Linked DNA regions of Homo sapiens: all the other regions are linked to region 2. Evidence: chromatin contacts called from ENCODE Hi-C or POLR2A ChIA-PET data. All regions are on one chromosome and are shown on one strand. Each heading gives the region's core, a stretch centred on a gene start or an enhancer-like site at or near the end of the contact. The rest is flanking DNA. Distances are from core to core; before and after follow the strand shown. Region 1 overlaps CAPSL (calcyphosine like). Region 2 overlaps SPEF2 (sperm flagellar 2). Region 3 holds the start of IL7R (interleukin 7 receptor). Region 4 has its middle 26 kb from the start of IL7R.

Region 1 (3,419 bases), core at 86-2,585, 250 kb before region 2:
GCACCCCAGGCTCTTTGGGATCTGATGGCTGCCCGCCTGGTCAGTTTCATCTTTACCCACAATTCCCCTTTCCCTACTTCCTCCGAATCTTCACTACTGTTCATCTCCCCCTGCCACCCATACCTCTGTTCTCCAACCATACTGAAATACTTGTACTTTCCTAATTATATTGTTTTCTCTCTCACCTTAGTCTGAGTAGTTGGTACACCTGCTATCTAAAATATCCTTCTATCCCCACGTCCCCAGCCTCGATAACTACCACCTTCCATTAGGATGAAAGTTTAGACATCACCTCCTCTGAGAGGTCCTCAGAAAGCCCCACTCCCAGGCCAGGTAAGCCTCCCGTCCTCTTGTGATTGCATCCCCTGCTCAGCCCCCAGGCTGTAAGCGTTGTCTTGGTCCTGCTTTCATCCTACCCCTAGCACAGTGCATGGCGCTTCCTGAGCTCTTAGCAGACCTGTGTGGAAGGCAGAGACTGAACCGCATGCCTGGCCGGGGGAATGTGCAGACGCCTGAGAACACGTGGTGGCGCTGCGGCCAAGTGCGTCGGGAGCGCAGCCTCTTCGCCTTGCACAGGGATGCGCTCCGTTGTCACCACACCGGATCTTTAAGGTTCAGACAGAGTCTTCTACAGGCAGAGACACTTTGTGCACTGCTATGAAGTCGGTGACATATGTTTGGGGACTGACTCTTGCCCTGGTGCCTGGCGCCTTTATTGAAACTTCAAAGCTGAGCATCTCCCTTATGCACTTGAGATCCTGTGCAATCCTGCCTTCCTTAAAAGCCCCGGTGCTTAATAAACTTTTCCCTTCTGCTTAAATACAGGAGATCAGGATTCAAACTAATGAAGACTCTAGGCTATTCAAGGGCTTGCTCCTCTGAGTAATTCCTCACACTCCCACACTCTATTCCAGCATAGTGCCTCGAAAAGAGTACACAATACAGTTAGCTAGTGGTTGGTGAACTGGGTGATTCAATGATTAAAAGGGATGCTTACTATGGGCATTTCAAGTTTCACGGTAGGCTAGCAGGAGAGAATGGACTTTTTTCCCCTTGAATTTATTAGACTCCAGAAATAAACTGCCAACATCATCGCTGGGTAGGGTCAGCCTCAAGAGGTGGGACAGCCTGAGGTACTGGGCTGGCAGTTTCTTGCCTTCCTGGACTCGATCCCACTTTCCTATGAGAAAGCACCATCAAACTGTGCTTTGAGATTCTTATATGTTATTTCACAAACCACAAACATGATGAAGCAGAAAGAGCCCTTAGGAATCAGAAGCCGTCTGTTTTGGTCTTGGCCAGGACTTTTGAGCAAGTCACTTTGCCAACCCAAGCCTTAGTTTCCAAGTTTGCAAAATGAGGTTGCACTAGAGAATCTTCAAGGGTCATACAGTTCTAACAGCATGTGGATTACTGTGAGTCATGTTTCCGTGCGACTTGGGCAAGTTACCTGATTTCTCTGCATCCTAATTTCTTTATCTGTGAAATACCAATAATAGTAGTAACTAGCTCATAGGCTTGTTTTTCTTTTTTAACCTTTGCTAATTTACCAGGATGACTACGTGCCCAGCACACTTTAAATTTTTTTTTTAAATTGACAGATAAAGTTGTATGTATTTACTTTGTATAACATGATGTTTTGAAGTATGTATAATTGTGGAATGACTAAATCTAGCTAGTAACATCTGTGCATGGGTTTTATTTTATTGAGATGAATACACATAACATAAATTAGCAATTTTAAAGTGTATATTACATTCACAATGTTGATAAACCACCGTCTATGTCAAGTTCCAAAACATTTTTATTACCCCTGAAGGAAACTTTACATTCATTAAGCAGTCACTCCCCACTGGCCCTCCCACCCCAGCCCCTTGCAACCATTAATTTGCTTTCTGTCTCTATGAATTTGCCTATTCTGAATATTTCACATAAATGAAATCGTACAATGTGTGACATTTTGTGTCTGGCTTCTTGTACTTAGCATAACATGGCCAAGGTTTGTCCACATTGTGGTATCTATCAGTACTGTGTTCCTTTTTATGGCTGAAGAATGTTTCACTGTATGGCTATACCACAATTTGCTTATCCCTTTATCCATAGGTGGACATTTGGTTTGTTTCTACCTTTTGGCTGTTGTGAATAATGCTGCTATAAACATGGGTATATGTGCATTTGTTTGAGTTCCTGTTTTCAGTTCAACTCAAGGGGTTTTTGTGGGAACTGGACACATGCTTACTACCTAGTGGGGGCACCACTGATGCCTTTAATATTATTCTGAAGGTGTGCAAAGAGGGTCCCACTGGGGATCTGTCCCAGATCCAGGAGCTGGATCTCACTTTCTCTCCATGACTGGTTTTTAGTCTCTGTTTCTCTTCATTCTCACTTACTGTCATGGATGGCAGGGAAAAACCAGAGCAAAATGAATAAGGTGGACAAGGTAGGGGAGATGTCATGGGAAATGAGAATGGGAGGTGAGTGGCTGGGGACAGCCATTGGGCAAGTATCATGAAGCAAGGTCAAGGGTCAGGAAAGATGATGGTGGTCCTGGGAAGGATCAAGACTCTGAGGTGGGTTTAGAGAATGAGAAGGGCATGTTGTTGACACCAGTTCCTGCTTCCATAGGGGTTGGGGTGGGGATGGGGCGCATGCCACTAGCAGAATATGGTCAGGGCAAGAGAATGGCTCAGGCAAGGATGAGTAAGACAGCAGGACATGGCTAGATGAGTGAATTGGTGGTCTTGTCTGTGACTCAGGATTCTGGCTGTTAATAAGGGGACAGTTAGTGCTGAAGCTGGGAACGAGCTCTGGGAATTGTCAGCTTGAGGTCAGGTAACAAAATAGTAATAAGCAAACGCCAGTTATTAGAAAGCTAAAGCTGCCAGGAAGGGCACAGTCTTGGCTGCAGGTGTCCCTGTTGGATGAGAATTGGAACATGCTCCTTGTGTGTGCCTGGCAAGAACGGAGATGGAAGTCTCTAAGCGCAGGGTGTGCCACCGTCTGGAGTTCCAGGGAACCTCTGCTTAGGTGCCAGTGGAAGCAGAGGAAGACTGTGTAGCTTTAGACAGAGCAAGTTTTTCCTAATGTGGAGTAAAGAGCTGGGACGTAGACAGGTCTCCTTCTTGACCCGAGGTTCAAGAGAACTGAAAGGAATTGCTCCCACCTTCATCCACATACTGGGAATCTGAATACAGGGCAAGAAAGAGGGATCCTGTACCTTGGCTCGGTGGAGGCTGCAAGAAAGTGGCCACGTTAAGTGTATGCATCCCTGAATTGTCTATTCTGGCCTCAGTTATTGGCTTGATGAGATTCCCTTTCCCAAAAGTCAAATAAGGAGTACCCTCTATGGGAGACCTTTCAGGGTGTATAGGAGAACAACACTCTTGGCATAGACGAGGTTGTGAATCTGCAGGTTGCTG
Region 2 (3,477 bases), core at 977-3,476:
TTCTTTGGTGGAAAAAGACCTGGTGGTAATAAAGGTCATTGTAAAAAAACTGGGGGATAGGTGTCCATACATGTGCTGTAGTGACAGGCGTACACATGTTAAACCATAACATATACAACCACATCTTAAAGTCTGGTTGACGGAAAATCATAAGCCAAAAATAATGTTAATAAAAATGTACATTATAACACACACTGTAGGGTTAATCCAATAACCACAACAAACTCACCTGATCATGAACTTAAACACTAATTTGCCATTAAAGGCAAAAAATAGCAGCAATTAAAAATCATGAACAACTTAAGACAACATGGATGATGTGCTGGAAATGAAATATCCTTCCCCCAAATTATAGAAATTCCAAGTATAACTTGGTTATGGGCATGCACAGTAGAGCTCTGAAAATGGTTGAGTGCTTTGTGGCAGGGACTTCTTAGAAAAATCCAAATCTTCAGGAAACCATAGCCATGAGCTAATTTTAGTTTATGAACACTAAATTTTAGTAACTCTTAAACTCATTCAACTAGTAATTGCTAGTAAGCAGCTTATATAAAAGTGAAACGCTATGAATTGCAACTCATTTGCTAGTAAGACCCACAGAAAGGATTTGCATTAGGGGGAGTTTGAGGTTCACTGGCAGGAGTCCACTGCATGATTGAGAACCACTAGCTGCTGTGTGGGGCTGTGCTGCCAGCTGCACTACAGGAACCAGGCCTCCTGGCTTAGACTGCTACCCATGGTCCATTGGGCTTTAAGGGCCCTTCCTCACTTTCTACTAAATAACTCAATGTTGTTATGCTGTGGTAGTTGCCTAGGAACCCCAGAGAGGTCTGACTGCTCCATGATGCTGTTCTTGCCTCTTTCCTGGGAGAGAGAAATGTTATTTCTAGCCACTGGGGTAGAGCTCCCTCACATTCAGTCATTCTCACATAAATAGAGTGTGATGATTTAGGAAATAAAGTTAAGACATGAGTCAAATTTTTGGCAGCTACATATGACATGTACATAAGCAAATATCTGTTTTAATTGCAATTTCTAGGTACAATATTTAAAAATTTTAAGCATAATAGCTTATTTGAACAGAACACGGGCTTCTAAAAGCACAAACTCAAAACTGGGAACTGTCAGTTCTTTAAAGGTATAGGGTATGGACATCAATTAAGTATGCTAAGAATATAAACTTTTTGAAGATTAATTTCTGAATAATACATTTGCTTGAACATAATGTTCATTATAATGTTATTGAACATTATATATAATGAACATTATTATGTTCAAGCAAATGTATTACACTATTTGTTCAAGCAAATGTATTATACTATTATACTATCATTCTTTATTTTTAGATCTTTGGTCTCTTCAAGAAATTGTCCTAAATGTTCCCACATACAAGCAAAAAATAAATGTTTCAACTTGTAAAATATATTATCTGGCTTAAATAGTCTATCACAACAGGCAGCGGAACAATGCATCCTGGCTTATCTAAAAGAAACAGTTGTCCACATTTGTCATTATTAAATTTGTTCAGGAGTTTTAATGCAAATGTATTACTTAGAAATTAATACATTTGCTTGAACATAATAATGTTCATTATATATAATGTTCAATAACATTATAATGAACATTATGTTCAATAACATTATAATGAATTATATATAATGTTCAATAACATTATAATGAACATTATGTTCAATAACATTATAATGAACATTATGTTCAAGCAAATGTATTAATTTCTGAGTAATATATTTGCATTAAAACTCCTGAACAAATTTAATAATGACAAACGTGGACAACTGTTTCTTTTAGATAAGCCAGGATGCATTGTTCCGCTGCCTCTTGTGATAGACTATTTAAGCCAGATAATATATTTTACAAGTTGAAACATTTATTTTTTACTTGTATGTAGGAACATTTAGGACAAGTTCTTGAAGAGACCAAAGATCTAAAAATAAAGAATGATAGTATAATAGTTTACAGTATATCCTAAAACCTGTATATGGCATATTTTCCATTATGGTGTCGAAGGGAGCTTGTGAAAACATATTATAAATCCTAAGGTAATTTTCATTTCTAGAAAAACAGCAAAGTCAATACACAAAATAAAGTACATTGCTAGACGCTCACAAACTCCTAACAAAAGTTTACAATTTTCTGCAAAAGAAATGCATCATCTGCTTCAGGATGTGGGTAAGACAAGCATGTTCCTGTGGTAACCATTTCTCATACAAGGAAAATAGCTAAAGAGACAAAAATCTTTGCTAAGCTGCAGCCTACTAGGTCTCCTGATTTGTAAGAGCAACAAGAATAGAGATTGAGCTGTTTAGCAAGTAATTTAGAAATAAACATTCGATGAACCAGTAAAGTCTGTCAAATAAAATGACTTTTAATTTACAATGGAAAGAAATACCTTAACACAGGTTGATACTGTCAAAGCATTTTCTTACATGGCATTATACTTTAGGTGGATGTAATAGGTCTAGTATATTTTACAACCGTACAAAACAAACATCCACATATATCTTTTAAGGTTCTAGTCAATCCTTAATAATAATTCTCTTAGTGCTACAAATACAGATTCATTTAATTAAAATATAGTATACATTTAATTTCTCATAATCTCATATTTTTCCTTATCTTTTAACCACAAGGTTATCTTCTTGTAATATTTACTTGTTAGTGTTATTTTGCACTTTTCTTTGTTCATTGTAATTCATTCATTTTATTCACCCTTTGTCCCACAAACCTTTGTTGAGTATGTACTATCAGTGAATAATTAGGTCAAATAATCTTTTCATAGATTTTTTTCATGTTGCACTTACTGACCTTCCGGGACTCATTTTGTAATTTTTCTAATAAAAAGCCTCACTCCTCATTCCATTGCTGTTGATCCACTCAAAATTTCTATCCAAAAGCTATGATTGTTACACCTTTACTTCTAAGGGTGAGATGGAGTGGGATGGGGAGAGTAGGATGGTGAGGAAAGAAATGGATATGTATTATATGCATCCAACATGAAGTGCACTCAGCTAAGTGTTTAACTCATGTTATTTTAAATGAAGTAGGTATAGTAGCATTCCCTTTCCATTAATTGAAAAATGGAAATCTATTAGCCCTTAATGAACTGGTCACCTAAGGTCACACAGTTAGTAGTTGGCAATTTCAGTAATGTAGCTCTAGTCTGTCTAATCTCAAAGGCTTTACAACAGTTCTTCTAAAAATCACAGTTGGCACCCGATACTTTTTATTTCAATCTTTGAATAAAAGATTGTTTGAATCTATGCTATTCATAAAACCCAGACTTCCTCCTCTTTCATTTTGCCTGTAAAAAAAGTCTATTATTTAGATTGATTACAAAAGAAATACTTTTTAACAATGGTTTTTGAAGCAAAAGTACACAGCCCATACAAAGAAAAATGCTAATAAATAAATTAAAGCATTTTAAAAATTCTGAAATCTGTCTACCCAGACAATTAC
Region 3 (3,513 bases), core at 307-2,806, 190 kb before region 2:
CTTCCTACTGAATGGAGTTAGTTGATTAATAGTGTAAATGATTTGGATTTTTAAAAAGTATCCCTTTCTTCTCTTGATCATCCTTGTGATGATCAGAAAATTGACAACTTTCAACAAGCAGCAACTGAATGTGAATTCCTATACCCCAAACTGGGAAGTATTTTGACGTAATCATGTGAATAGGGTAATTATACATCTTCTAAAAAATCTGAAACTTAAAAAGTTGGAGTGAAAACCCAGCTTTCAACTAGCATTCTTATATATTTTAAAAATAGTATGATCACCAGGGTGAACTAGTGAGTATAGATGACATGAAAGAGAGTAAGATTTATGTTTCCTGCCTCCCATCAGTCTTTGTGGAAATCCAAGGCAAAGTTTAGCATAGAATAATAATCATCCCCCATAAAGTGAGTCATATACTGTAAAAAATGTCAAACTCTCTGACAATTCCCTTAATGAGAAAATTCTAGGGATTTCCATCCTTCGTAATTACATGACTCAAAATGCATAAGCTGAGTCATTAGGCTGATGTGTTTGATATTGTCTATAGCCAAATAGTTTTTAACTCTTAAAGAGAAAGGGCTTAATTTGCAGGAGCAAGTTGATGGTCTAAATTCCCACATGCCTCCTGCTGCTGTTAGAAGCTTCTGCCTAGTTTTGTTATAATTACAATGTGTTTATGTATGGGCAGGGTTGGCTTCTCGGTACTAAGTTTTTTAGATCCCAAAAAGAATTATTACATATGGCCAATTTGTTGGTGTGGAGGCAATTCAGTGTATTTCAATGAGTAAACTCATTTAGATCTTTCTCTAGTCAGTTATTTACTTAAAATCTCACATAAATCTCTCAAAACTAAAGTATTTTGAAAACACTTTCAAAAGTTATTGGATGTCTACTATATTCTAGCCACTGATTTAGGTGCTGAGGATATAGCACTGGTCACTGAAGACAAAGCTATTGCTTCTGTACATTACCTTATCCTGAAAGTTATGCTTTCAGGATTTCTTAAAAAGTCAAACAAAATGAATCCAGTTTGATCTCCTGACAAGGTAAAATTACTTTGGACATTTTCCTACAAGTACAGTCATAGCATCTACATGAGCATTCTTTTTGTAAGAGCAGAGTAATCATTCAACATTTAAGATCTACACTTGGGAGTGAAATGCATTCCTTCTTGAGAATACTGAGGTCTTATAAACCACCCATAGTATTGATCCCCTGCCCCCTGTCATGGTGGTTAAACATTAAAAAAAATGACTGAATATGTGGGAAATTCTCAAACTGCATTCAAACCCAGTGCCTGACTCAGGTCTGTTAGGGAACTGAATAACCTGAAACCATGCTACAGATAATCCAAAATCCATAAGAAAACTTAGAAATGACTCACCATTTTGAGCATAGCCACTTTCTCCAGAAACGACTTGAAGTAAAGAAAAAACCATGCCAAAAGTTGTACCTAGAATTGTCATTCTGAGAGAGATAGAGAGAGAGAGTAGATGTGTGAGCCAGTGTGTATGAAATGAATGAGAGTAAGAGGAAGGGAGGGAGGGAGGAAGACAGAGAAGCTTAGATCTAGGGCTTTATACTTATCTAACCACAGACAAGGGAAGTATAAACACAGCAAAAAAGAAGGCAAGTTCCAGAAACAGGAAGTCTGAGTAAAAGTATTGCTGCTGTAAGCAGAGGTCAAGGACATGAAGAGACAGAGCCTCTGAAATTATTGTTCCTCCTGGATATTCCCTGCAGCCCCCACACTTACTGTGCTTACATCAGAGTAAGGCAGTAGATTCACACCTAGGCTCAAGCTATCTTAGGCTAGAGGCTACTTTATTTTTTTAATTTTTATTTTTTTGAGACAGAGTCTTGCTTTGTTGCCCAGGCTGGAGTACAATAGCATGATCTCGGCTCACTGCAATTTCCACCTCCCAGGTTCAAGCAATTCTCCTGCCTCAGCCTCCTGAGTAGCTAGGACTACAGGCAAATGCCACTATGCCAGCCTAATTTTTGTGTTTTCAGTGGAGACGGGGTTTCGCCATGTTGGCCAGGCTTGTCTCGAACTCCTGACCTCAAGTGATCTGCCTGCCTCAGCCTCCCAAAGTGCTAGGACTACAGGCATGAGCCACCGCTCCTGACTAAGGGCCCACTTTAAAAGAATCTGAAGACAAAAATTCAAACTTACAAAGTGAATCAATTGGTTGTTTGGAGTGAGTTTTGATTTAAAGAAACAGTCTGCACTATGTGAAGTACTTTATTGTGGGTTTATTTTAAATAGCTTACCTCCAACTTCCAAGTTTCACAAGAATAGCAGTTTTTCTCTTTTGTTCTCTGTGTATCCCTGGTATTTACTCATATCTTACACACCACAGTAGGCATTCAAGAATTATTTGTTTAGGGCAGGGGCTGGCAAACTATGACCTAGGGAACAATTTTTTAAAAAATTATTCATTTATTTTTTCTTTTTCAAAAGATCTTTTTTTTTCCCAAGTAAGCCTTGGGACCAAATTTAATCTACCACCTGTTTTTGCAAATAACGTTTCATTGGAATACAGCCTCACCCATTTGTGTATCATCTACAGCTGCTTTTATGCAACAATGGCAGAGCTAAGTAGATGAGATAGAGATTGTATTGTACAAAAGGTGTAAAATCTTTACTATCTGACCCTTTGTAGAAAAAGTCTGCTGACCTCTTGTTTAAAGGATAAAGTAGGTACTTTCTTAGTGTATTTAAAACAGGATTCTATTTGTGAAAATTTGATTGCCACACAACTTTTCAGGTACACATAGTACATATGAACTAAATTAGTGCCTAGGTATATGGGGCAGAAATCTGAGACCATGGCATAGAAAATTCAGACTCCCCCAAACCTGAATGCCAGTCAAAAGCCTTCCTAATATGGCCTCATGGTTAAAGTGGTGATATTTGTAAAGCCTGACTGCTTCTTGGTAACTGTTAGATTTTTTTTTCTTTTTCTTGAAAAAAATAATCTAACCTGGATTCAGGCCATAAAACTCTATGCTTGATTCACAGTGGCTCTCTTTTGGAAAAATGCCACAAGACTGCAGTTATAAGGTGAGGAGTGCAGAGAAACTAAGTGATCAGTGAGTTATGAACTTCTGTTGGATTCACTGTCATTAGGTAGAATTGCTCCCATGGGCCTGTGAAATGGCTAAAATTAGCAGAGACAAGCAACAACCCCCCAGGTGTAAAGCAAATCGAAGAGACTTTAAAAGACTCATGATTTAGCTTGTCCCATCATTACAATTATTTGACAATAACGAAGTAACAAAAAAAGGAGGTGGGACATTTGTACCAGTCTCTGGATCCTCCTTTTCAGTTTTAAGACAGACTCCGTCTGCACCAGTTATAATGCCACACTTTGGAGTATAGGCTCAAGGAATACTTCGGAGCAAGAATCCAACTGAAGGGGACATATTCCATCTTCTCCATTTGTCAGGGCCTTCTCTGGGCATTTCAAAACCCTTCCAAGCCAAATAAAGAGTGACAATTTTGTG
Region 4 (3,113 bases), core at 277-2,776, 160 kb before region 2:
AGAGCATGATTAAGAGATCAACTTATTTCACAAGTATTTGCAATTGCTTTAGAACCAACAACATTGATATGTGAATTTAATATTGTTATTTACTGCATTTCACTAACCTATGATGATATTAATTGTAAGGTTCATTTCAATCCCAAAGATGTTAACTCTGAAAAGAATAATCTTCTGAAAAAATGTTCTTTAATCAGAAAGCACATTTGTCATCCTAGTTCTTATTATCATATATGTTTGATGTTTGAAGATAATAGAATTGTACAATAGAATTGTACTTCTTGGAGACTATTATATTGCTTATGCCATTGCTGTGAAGTTATGAGAGAGGGACACACATGTTGCAAAGCATATGTCTCGTGTGTGACAAATTTGATGTTTTATCACAGGGTGTCCCGCCCAATCTGTGGCTCACACTATGTCCCCAGTACTGTTTGGCTGCATTTCCAGAAGCCAGCAACAGGACTAGAATCCATGTTTCCAATGGACCCTTTAATTCTTGAGAAGCTGTGGAGGAGATAGAGTGACACTTTATCTCTTTGGTCTCTTCTTAGCTTGTAGCGGCTAATGCCTTATGACGGAAGAGTGAGCCTGGACACTTACTGCCTAGTTCCAGGTCAGTATTTGGCTGGAAAGAGAAGTTACTATGGATCAGAGGCTGTGGTTCTCCTAATTGCTCTTAGTAATGGCCATCACCACTTCATCCATGCAGGCTTGGGTACTTCCTGTCTACTTGGTGGATAACATTTGATTCCTAAAGATGGAGTGAGAATGACATAAAGTTATTTGCCAAGGAAGAGCAAATGTTTACACTTACTTGACACCTGAAACCCTTAGAATGCTAACTGAAGCAGACTTTCCTTAGCTAACTGTAGGTAAATATTATACTACCCACCAACACTATTGTATGAAAGATTACTGCAGGTAACAAGAAAAATGAGACAAGGAAGACTGTCTTTGTGCTAATCCATGGTTAGAACCTTCCTTTAGGAAGGAATCTTCTTAGAAGAGAAGGAAGCACATAGTAGATGTTTTGGATATCTAGATATCTTACTACTTTTCAATTTCTCATAAAAATAAACATTTTGGGTGACAGCACCTGATGTATCAGATTATGTATTTGTTTAGATCAAACAGCTTTGTCATTGAAGTGAACTAAGATCTGTTCCAGAGCTTCCAAAGAGAAAGAATTGGAAACCTATGCTGTTTTTCATTTCTGAAATGGTTAAAGCATTGCCCTGGACTATAAAACTGGGACTGTGGCTTGGAAACAATCTTTGATATTATCTGAAAATCTTCAAAACAAAATGCAAGTATGGCCGTATTTTTTTTTCTAGCTGATCTGCCATATGTGTATTTTGGCTGTCTGTCTGATTGTGCTCAGATGTGGGTAGTGGTAGGGAGGAAAAAATAATGTTTCTTAACTCTGAGGATAAAAAGACTTCAAACTGTGTGCCTCTCACATCCTTTGGTAATCTGCCCCACATTCTGCACCGTGATGTGGGATATAGATACTGCTAATTTGGTGTTTATTTCTTCGGAGTGGGGGTTGGGGAGTAAAATGGGGAGAACAAGCATTAAAGAGGAAGGTGTTGCGGATAGGTGGCAGTTTCTGAGCTCAATGAAGAGGAGTCAGGTGCTAACTCTCAAAGCAGAACTCAAGGAGCTTTAATCACTATTATTACTTAAGTAATAATAGACACTATAAGGTGCCTGCTGTTAGAAGTAACTGATATGGGGTGATCCCAGATCATCACCTTCCTGGTCATTATTAAAATATCAATCTTCACTGTCATTTCTTTTTTCTACTCAGAGCAATGAAACTGAGAGATACTATGTAGGCAGCAATGATCTAAGCAGGAATTCTCAAACCTTCATCTCAAAGTCATTTGAAGTAAGTTAAGAAGGAGGACATGTTTTGAGGACATTGAAGTCTCATGTTTTACCTTAAAATGTGTGTGTGTGTATATATATATATATATATATATATATATATATATATATATAGTGCTTGATGGCATATATAGGTTTCTTAAAAATAAAAAGAATAAGATGGCTGGGCGCAGTGGCTCACTCCTATAATCCCAGCACTTTGGGAGGCCAAGGCGGGTGGATCACCTGAGGTCAGGAGTTCGAGACCAGCCTGACCAATATGGTGAAACCCCATCTCTACTAAAAATACAAAAATTAGCCCAGCAAGGTGGCATGTGCCTGTAGTCCCAGCTACTTGGGAGGCTAAGACAGGAGAATTGCTTGAACCCAGGAGGCGGAGGTTAGAGTGAGCTGAGATCTCGCCACTGCACTCCAACCTGGGTGACAGAGCAAGATTCCGTCTCAAAACAAACAAACAAACAAAAAAAAACGCCAAGGTTTTCCAATTTCTCTCTCTCTCTCTCTTTTTTTTTTTTTTTTGAGTTGGAGTCTCACTCTGTTGCCCAGGCCCGGGTACAGTGGTACGATCTCGGCTCACTATATCCTCTGCCTCCCAGGCTCAAGAGGTTCTCTTGTCTCAGCCTCCTGAGTAGCTGGGATTACAGGTGTGAGCCACCACACCTAGCTAATTTAGTAGAGACAGGGTTTCACCATGTTGGCCAGGCTGGTCTTGAACTCCCGACCTCAAGTGATCGGTCCACCCTGGCCTTCCAAAGTGCTGGGATTACAGACATGAGTCACTGCACTAGGCCCTCAATTTCTTTATGTATAAAGATACACATACACCCCTAATTTTACATGAATGTGATATTAAACATGCTATTCAAATGCAGTTTTCCTCTCATTTTTTTTGTTTGTTTGCCCTTTCATGCACAATAATCTTTTATCCTCTAAATTCAGGCTAATAACTTAGAGCATATCTTACATATTTTTCTATATGCTGACAGAATCATATATAGCATATACACATCTATGAGTATAGACACTACACACATTCATATATGGAAAGACAAACAAATGCATTTAATTTTTTGTCTTTTATTTTGCAAAAAGAGGATTATATAATATATACTTGCCTGAGTCTAGCTTTGCACACACAACAACAATACATTCTGGAAATCTCTAAACGAACCAGTTATCTCTGAAATCTTATTCTCTTTTTAAATGATAGCACAGTGTCC

Evidence for each region. Hi-C counts contacts between places; a loop is a spot of excess contacts on that map. ChIA-PET counts read pairs that join two places held with the same protein, here RNA polymerase II (POLR2A). Pooled maps may share reads with other maps.
Region 1: a map of naive thymus-derived CD4-positive, alpha-beta T cell shows a loop between it and region 2 (4-fold over the local background). The contact joins two enhancer-like sites. A Hi-C loop is called at or near these places in 3 of 168 maps with a recorded cell type or tissue (CD4-positive, alpha-beta T cell and naive thymus-derived CD4-positive, alpha-beta T cell) and 9 of 50 pooled maps. POLR2A ChIA-PET finds 5 or more read pairs at or near these places in 5 of 52 experiments (A673, MCF 10A, OCI-LY7 and 2 more).
Region 3: a loop to region 2 is called in a map of CD4-positive, alpha-beta T cell, with 4 times the contacts of the local background. The contact joins the promoter of IL7R here to the enhancer-like site in region 2. A Hi-C loop is called at or near these places in 6 of 168 maps with a recorded cell type or tissue (CD4-positive, alpha-beta T cell, CD4-positive, alpha-beta memory T cell, CD8-positive, alpha-beta T cell and 2 more) and 12 of 50 pooled maps. POLR2A ChIA-PET finds 5 or more read pairs at or near these places in 10 of 52 experiments (CD4-positive, alpha-beta T cell, CD4-positive, alpha-beta memory T cell, CD8-positive, alpha-beta T cell and 5 more).
Region 4: a pooled map shows a loop between it and region 2 (3-fold over the local background). The contact joins two enhancer-like sites. A Hi-C loop is called at or near these places in 5 of 50 pooled maps. POLR2A ChIA-PET finds 5 or more read pairs at or near these places in 5 of 52 experiments (CD4-positive, alpha-beta T cell, CD4-positive, alpha-beta memory T cell, activated naive CD4-positive, alpha-beta T cell and 1 more).

Annotation. Positions count from the first base shown.
Region 1 is chr5:35,922,192-35,925,610 of GRCh38, reverse strand. All of the region lies in intron 1 of CAPSL (calcyphosine like), which reads left to right. Among named protein-coding and RNA genes, the nearest start is that of CAPSL, 15 kb to the left of the region's middle. RefSeq lists a silencer at 390-684. Within about 2 kb of position 1,335, at least 3 of the 41 ENCODE cell types and tissues checked have a DNase peak (open chromatin) inside an H3K27ac peak, as active enhancers do.
Region 2 is chr5:35,670,465-35,673,941 of GRCh38, reverse strand. The region is part of intron 10 of SPEF2 (sperm flagellar 2); the gene reads right to left. Among named protein-coding and RNA genes, the nearest start is that of SPEF2, 54 kb to the right of the region's middle. Within about 2 kb of position 2,226, at least 3 of the 41 ENCODE cell types and tissues checked have a DNase peak (open chromatin) inside an H3K27ac peak, as active enhancers do; they include CD4-positive, alpha-beta T cell and CD8-positive, alpha-beta T cell, where a contact is called at or near this core.
Region 3 is chr5:35,854,934-35,858,446 of GRCh38, reverse strand. IL7R (interleukin 7 receptor) reads right to left here and starts at 1,556. Exons shown (of 8, transcript NM_002185.5): 1 at 1,388-1,556. The coding sequence starts at 1,469.
Region 4 is chr5:35,829,149-35,832,261 of GRCh38, reverse strand. No RefSeq gene overlaps it. Among named protein-coding and RNA genes, the nearest start is that of IL7R, 26 kb to the left of the region's middle. Within about 2 kb of position 1,526, at least 3 of the 41 ENCODE cell types and tissues checked have a DNase peak (open chromatin) inside an H3K27ac peak, as active enhancers do; they include CD4-positive, alpha-beta T cell, where a contact is called at or near this core.